Linked DNA regions of Mus musculus: region 1 is linked to region 2. Evidence: chromatin loops called from intact Hi-C (ENCODE). Cell type or tissue: left cerebral cortex. All regions are shown on one strand. Each heading gives the region's core, and the rest is flanking DNA. Links, peaks and the distances in the headings are about the cores only.

Region 1 (2,921 bases), core at 216-2,715, 210 kb before region 2:
AAACAGCACCATCATCTGGTGACCAAGTGTTCATACACATGAGCCAATGGGGATTCAGATAATGGTGCACACTTCATTGGTTTTCTTTACTTGTTTACTCACCATCTATTTTTGGAGAGTTGGAGGTTAAACTCAGGTCCTCATGATGTCAGCAAGTGTGCTGCCATGCAATCCCACTCCCTATGTGTACATAAGTTGATCCCTGGTATTGTAACTACTTGAAAACTATAAACCCAAGATGCAAGTAGGAAAACTGAGCTGGTCTAGAGATTGTGTAATGGAGGTAGGATTCAGAGTTAAGCCATCCAACTTCAAGGTCACAGAATTCACCTCCCTTAACTTGCTATCCTATTGACTCGTACATTTCCTGCTTCAGACCTGACAGTTCCAAACCAAAAAGTCCTCCAAGTTTTCGGTGCTCTGCCATTCATCTTTGTCTTGCTCTAACCAAGGGCCATGGGCTTGCATAAGGCAAGGAAAACTCTAGGTAATATCTATGGCTCACAACTATAGCCTAACTGGTTTCTCAAGTTATTTGTCCTGTATAAATTGTTTTTACCCAATACCCGTGATCTCTCTATAGAATGAGCTATTCCCAAGTTGCCTGTGGTACCAAATAGCTACAAAGATACTGGCAAAGAATTGGGGAGACAGCTGGGAGATAGTTCCATTGATAAAATGTTTGCCACTCAAATATAAGAACCTAACCTGGATCCCCAGCACCCACAGACGGACAGACAGACACACACACACACACACACACACACACACACACATACACATAGTAAGAGGGGGGTTGCAGATATGGCACTTGTAATTTCAGGGTTGGGGAGGCAGAGACAGATCTTTGGAGTTCACTGGTCAGCCAGTCTAGCCTATTGGTGATCTATGACAACCAAGATTGACTTCTGCAGTACACAGAGAAGGGAGAGACAGAGATAGAGAGACAGAGCAAGATAGACAGAGAGAGAGAGACAGAGAGGAAGGGAGACAGAGAGAGAGAGGGAGAGAGGGGGGGGCAGGCAGCAGGGGAAGGGGGCGAGATATTGCCTCTCTTAGAACTATAGTCAGATTGCTTCTCCTTCAATCTAGCTACAAGTAGTCCAGCTCAGCCTCTGAGTAGCATCAATACAGAGGCCTTGTAGGCTCAAGAAGCTTGGGAAAGACCCTTGACTCCACTCTGCATTTCGTCTCTATCCCTCCAAACAATCTCTATGCAAGTGAACATGACATTATTGCTCATCATCCTCTCCTTCTTAATCATCTTGATTGCCTTGTACCTTCATACCTGAAATTCCCGCATGCAGCCAGGCCTTCTCTCCTTCCTGACTGTGACAGTGTGTCACCATGGAACTGTTTCTGCCTCTCTGATCACCTCCATGTTCTCAGTAGAGCACCCTCTGTACACTGATCTTATTGTTAAATATTGATAGCAGTCTTCTCCCTTTGTGCTTACTCGATTGTTCCATTATTGGTACATATGTAGTGATTATTTGGTTTTGCCTTTCCAGCCTGTCTAATCAGGGTGAGCTGATGCTCCATGTTTAAGCTTCCATCCAAGCAGGGCTGGACTGCACTCTGATGTCTGCTCTGAAGAACTCTGTGGTACTTACTCAGCACTGCCAGTAGGGGTCACAAGGGCATTTCCCCTGGGGTTAGGAGGCTTGTAGTAAGTAACAAGACAAAGTTCCCTCAAGAGGACTCCCTAAATGTCACCAATTAAAGAAATGGCAGGTGACCAGTGTGTGTGTGAGAGGTGATCCTGAAATTTTTGTGTCTGTCTGGGGAGTTACCTCAAGTGTTCTGACAAGAATAGCCATCCCTACAGGGAATATGCTATTCAAAATCAATAGACAATTCATTTTTTTCTCTCTGTGAGTGAATTACAGAGTAGACAGTTGGATTTCAGCTTGGTCCAAGTCAGTGTCATCTGGCAACTTGACCCTCCTTTGAAGCTCCTGTTATCATTGTCACTGTGTTATGCTTTTTGACTGATGACACCTGAATTAATCTCTCCCTTCCTGCTCCCTCCCCTCCTTGGTTCCTAGAATTACCTGCTCACTCTTGAATATACAAACCAACTGTTTTTTCAATGTGAGCCTTTCTTGTCACTGCAGGCAAGAGAAGGGTACCACCTATGTCTGAAAAGGGAAGGCTGTGAGGGCTACTTTCTCTGTCTGCAGTTGCTACCACCTACATCTGCAAGTAAGTGAAGGACACTACCTTTGTTTGCAGGAGGCTGTGCACAGACTGTTCAAAGAAGCACCCTGTGAGCTTTTTTTTTCTCAATTAACTAACCTACAGCCTACAAAAGAAGGCCTTGTCTAATTATTGAGAGGAACTTAGTAACTAGTATTGGCTATTATACTAACACTAGGCACTCTCAATGGTACAGGAGTTGATAAGTCAAAGAGCAACAATGAGGTGGCTCAGATTTGAAATACATCAGGAAGCTGCTCTAGGTACAGAGTTGGGGGAAAAACCCAGCACAAACTTAGCAGGAGTCCACAACGCTACAACTAGTCCATAGCAGCTGGAGCCCCTTGGCCACCAATCAAAGGAAGCAGAGAGGGATAGAGAATGTTCTGGGCTCTTCCCAATGCCCACACTCCAATCTCCAGCCATATTCTCCATGCCTAAAGAGTAAATTGAGATGAGATGTTTAGAGAACCTAGAAATTACAAGTTAGCAGAAATTATTAGGTCAGATTTGGTCTAAGAATAAAGAAGCAACTGGTTATCTTCTGTTCTGTCACCTCCAGCACCTCAAATAAACTACATGCATTTGTTGATCAAAATATTGGCTCTGTGAGATCCATTTTCTCTACATCATTGGCCAAAGGAGTTTATGCTTTCACAGAAAAACAAGACCAACCTTTCCAGGCTACCTAAGGCATTTTCTTTTGTCTTCCATCAATTGAA
Region 2 (2,921 bases), core at 204-2,703:
TGGATGCTGAGCAGGTCCCCATAGCTGACTAGGAAGTAAGGTTTGTGAATCCGATGTTGGGTGAACTCTTCTTGATAAGGCTTGGTGTTACTAGGCCCCATAGTCACTGGCCTTTACTGAAGCTCCTTATTCCTCCAGTGGAGGGCACATGCTTCAGGCAGCTTCTGTAGCCAGAGGCTTCCTGGGTGCTTTGCTACTGCCAGTGGACTTAGTCCAAGGTGGGTCTGGAGAATTTATTACCTACCCCTTTATTCTTTGACAGGTTTGCCAGCCAGAGTGTTGCTGGCCTTAGTGGCCGTGGCTTGGCTGAGGCTGCTGGAAACCAGGATCTCATGTGGAGCATAATGCCTATTTCCTCTGAATGTATATTGCCCTTAGATTGGTATGGCCATTAGTTTAGCACATGAAGTATTCTAAGCAAAGTTAATCTTAATACACGCTAAGTGTAACAATTTCTGTCTTAGAGAATGTGTTCAGTGCAGAGCCTTCAATAAAGGAGAAAAGAAAGACACGTGTGCACAGGAGTGCTCCCACTTCAATCTCACCAAAGTAGAAAGCAGGGAGAAGTTGCCCCAGCCGGTGCAGGTCGATCCTGTGACCCATTGCAAGGAGAAGGACATTGATGACTGCTGGTTCTATTTCACCTATTCAGTGAATGGCAACAATGAAGCTATCGTGCATGTTGTGGAGACTCCAGGTAGAAGTCAGAGGATGCCTAGCATTGTTTCTTATGATGCCTTGCTTTTATTCTGAGTCATTGCTGGGGTTCTGGTGGCAGAAACAGCCTGTATTCTTATCTTACTATTTATATTAGGTTTATATTGGGATATTTTCTTCTCAAAGCTTAAAGTAGAATTTGGCTAATTATATAACAACTAAGGAAGGAATCAAGTTTATGTAAATGGAACCCATGCTATACTGTTGGTGCTATTTAAATCTGAGCTTGATCCAGCTTTAGGAGCCGGAAGAAGATATCCTAAAGATATTATTAATGTTGAATTTGTTCAACTTCCCGGAAACTAAGCACATTTCACCTTTGTTTTCCTAGTAGCCTTCCTTGTCACTCTGTCAGGTTTCTGGTATGGACACATTTTAGAGGATGTGGTAAACGTCTGTTCAGTGTTACAGGAAATGCTCCAACTTTTACTTCTTTTTACAAATGCTTTTAGTGTTTGAAAAAAGAGAGGACAACTTTGTGGAATTGTTTCTCTTTTGCTGGATGGGTTCCTGAGCATCAGACACATGTGGTCAGTCTTGTTAGCAAGTGCCTTTACCCACTGAGCCCTCTTGTGGTCTCTGCATTGTTCTGCAGCACCAGACAGGAGCACTGTGAATACTGTTGTATGTGCCTCTGTGTTTTTCCATTGCCTTAGCAATTTTTGAACACAGGGGCTTTATTGCTGTTTTTGTGGTGGTGTGCAGTGAACCCAGGGTGTTGCAATAGTGGCTTCCTGATTTATTTCTACAGTGTTAATGATGAGACTTTGATTGACATGGCAATAGATTACAGATTAAATTGGGGAAAATGCATCTTGATAAAATACTGTCTTTTTAAAAATTAATTTAGTATGTGGGCAGAGGGTTAGGGTTAGGGTTAGAGGGTTTTTTTCATGTGCCATGGATTTCTCCAATTACCCCAGTCATTTTTATTTGCTTGAGGACAGTCTTACCATGTAGCCCTTGGCCAGTCTGGAACTAACAACCTACATTAGGCTACTTCGAAGTTGTGGCAATCTTGCAGCCTCTGCCACTTGAATGCTAACCTATACTACCATGTCTGGCTGCCAATCATCTTTACTACTGTCTTTTATCATTACTTAGTACTTTATAATCTTGAAAAAATATTTTAATTATATATAAGCTTTTCATTATTTTTGATGCTGTTACGATTTTTTTTTAACATTTTTCAGTCTTTAGCTAAAGAAATAGATTTTATGACCCCCAAATAAATGACCTGCTGATCATATTTTCTACTGTCTTCTAAGCTCCCTTGTTAGAGCCTAGTAGCTTCTTTTTGTTTGAGACAGGGTCTTACCTTGTCTGGTCTGGAACTCACTTTGTAGATCAGGCTGACCTCAAACTCCTAGAACTCCATTTTGAGATTAAAGGTATGTGCCACCACACCTAGCCTGGAACTTAGTAGCTTTTAAATAGGTTTTTGGGACAGTGCAGTCTCTTGAGTGTTCAGCACTATTAATTTTGTAAGATCCCATCCAACTCTTTGTGGTCATGTGAACTTTGTATATACTCAGTCTTTTTATGCTCACGATTAACCTTTTCATTTGTAGACTGTCCTACTGGTCCCGACATCATCCCAATTGTAGCAGGCGTGGTTGCTGGAATTGTTCTTATTGGCCTTGCCTTGCTGCTGATTTGGAAACTTTTAATGATAATTCATGACAGAAGGGAATTTGCTAAATTTGAAAAGGAGAAAATGAATGCCAAGTGGGACACGGTAAGTTATGAAACATTACTGAGAGCAGTAGGATGGTTCCTGAAGTAAATGTAACTTATTAATGGTGAGGCTGACCTTTAAAGTCTTCTTTAAATATTTTATTTCCCCCAAAGTTCAAAATCCAAAGAAGTTGCATTTGCTGAAAACAAGAAACCTCCTATTCAATTAATAATTTAGGAGGATATGATACTCTGTATATATAGTGGCCATTGTGTTTTAGTTCTTTAGTAGGTCAGATTCTAAGTATGCTCCTCAGCTCATTTGTCTAATATAAAAGAGAATCTTAAATGATACCACCAGTGTCTCTGGCCACACTAGAGCTCCTCTTCCCCTCCATACACTCATGATTCTTTTCATATGGTTTCTGGAATATACAACCAAATTGTTATTTCTAAGGCTAGACTGAGGGGAGGGCTGACTAGAAGGTGGGATTACAACAGGCCTTCTTAGATGATTTCTAGGTGTG

The links. A loop is a pair of places that touch in the nucleus more often than their neighbours do. Peaks named below come from ENCODE experiments on the same cell type or tissue, not always from the same donor. Only the 100,000 strongest peaks of a DNase experiment are listed, where the experiment ranks them.
Region 1: it touches region 2 in a loop (3-fold over the local background); 7 of 42 quality-filtered maps call a loop at or near these places.

Annotation. Positions count from the first base shown.
Region 1 is chr8:128,517,938-128,520,858 of GRCm38, forward strand. No RefSeq gene overlaps it. Among named protein-coding and RNA genes, the nearest start is that of Gm32643, 26 kb to the left of the region's middle. In left cerebral cortex, for the core only: a CTCF peak has its summit at 1,621 (motif pointing right); a DNase peak (open chromatin) is centred at 1,610.
Region 2 is chr8:128,723,732-128,726,652 of GRCm38, forward strand. Itgb1 (integrin beta 1 (fibronectin receptor beta)) reads left to right here. Exons shown (of 16, transcript NM_010578.2): 14 at 465-697; 15 at 2,289-2,455. Among named protein-coding and RNA genes, the nearest start is that of Itgb1, 40 kb to the left of the region's middle. In left cerebral cortex, for the core only: a CTCF peak has its summit at 1,289 (motif pointing left); DNase peaks (open chromatin) are centred at 807 and 1,257; H3K27ac peaks cover 406 bases.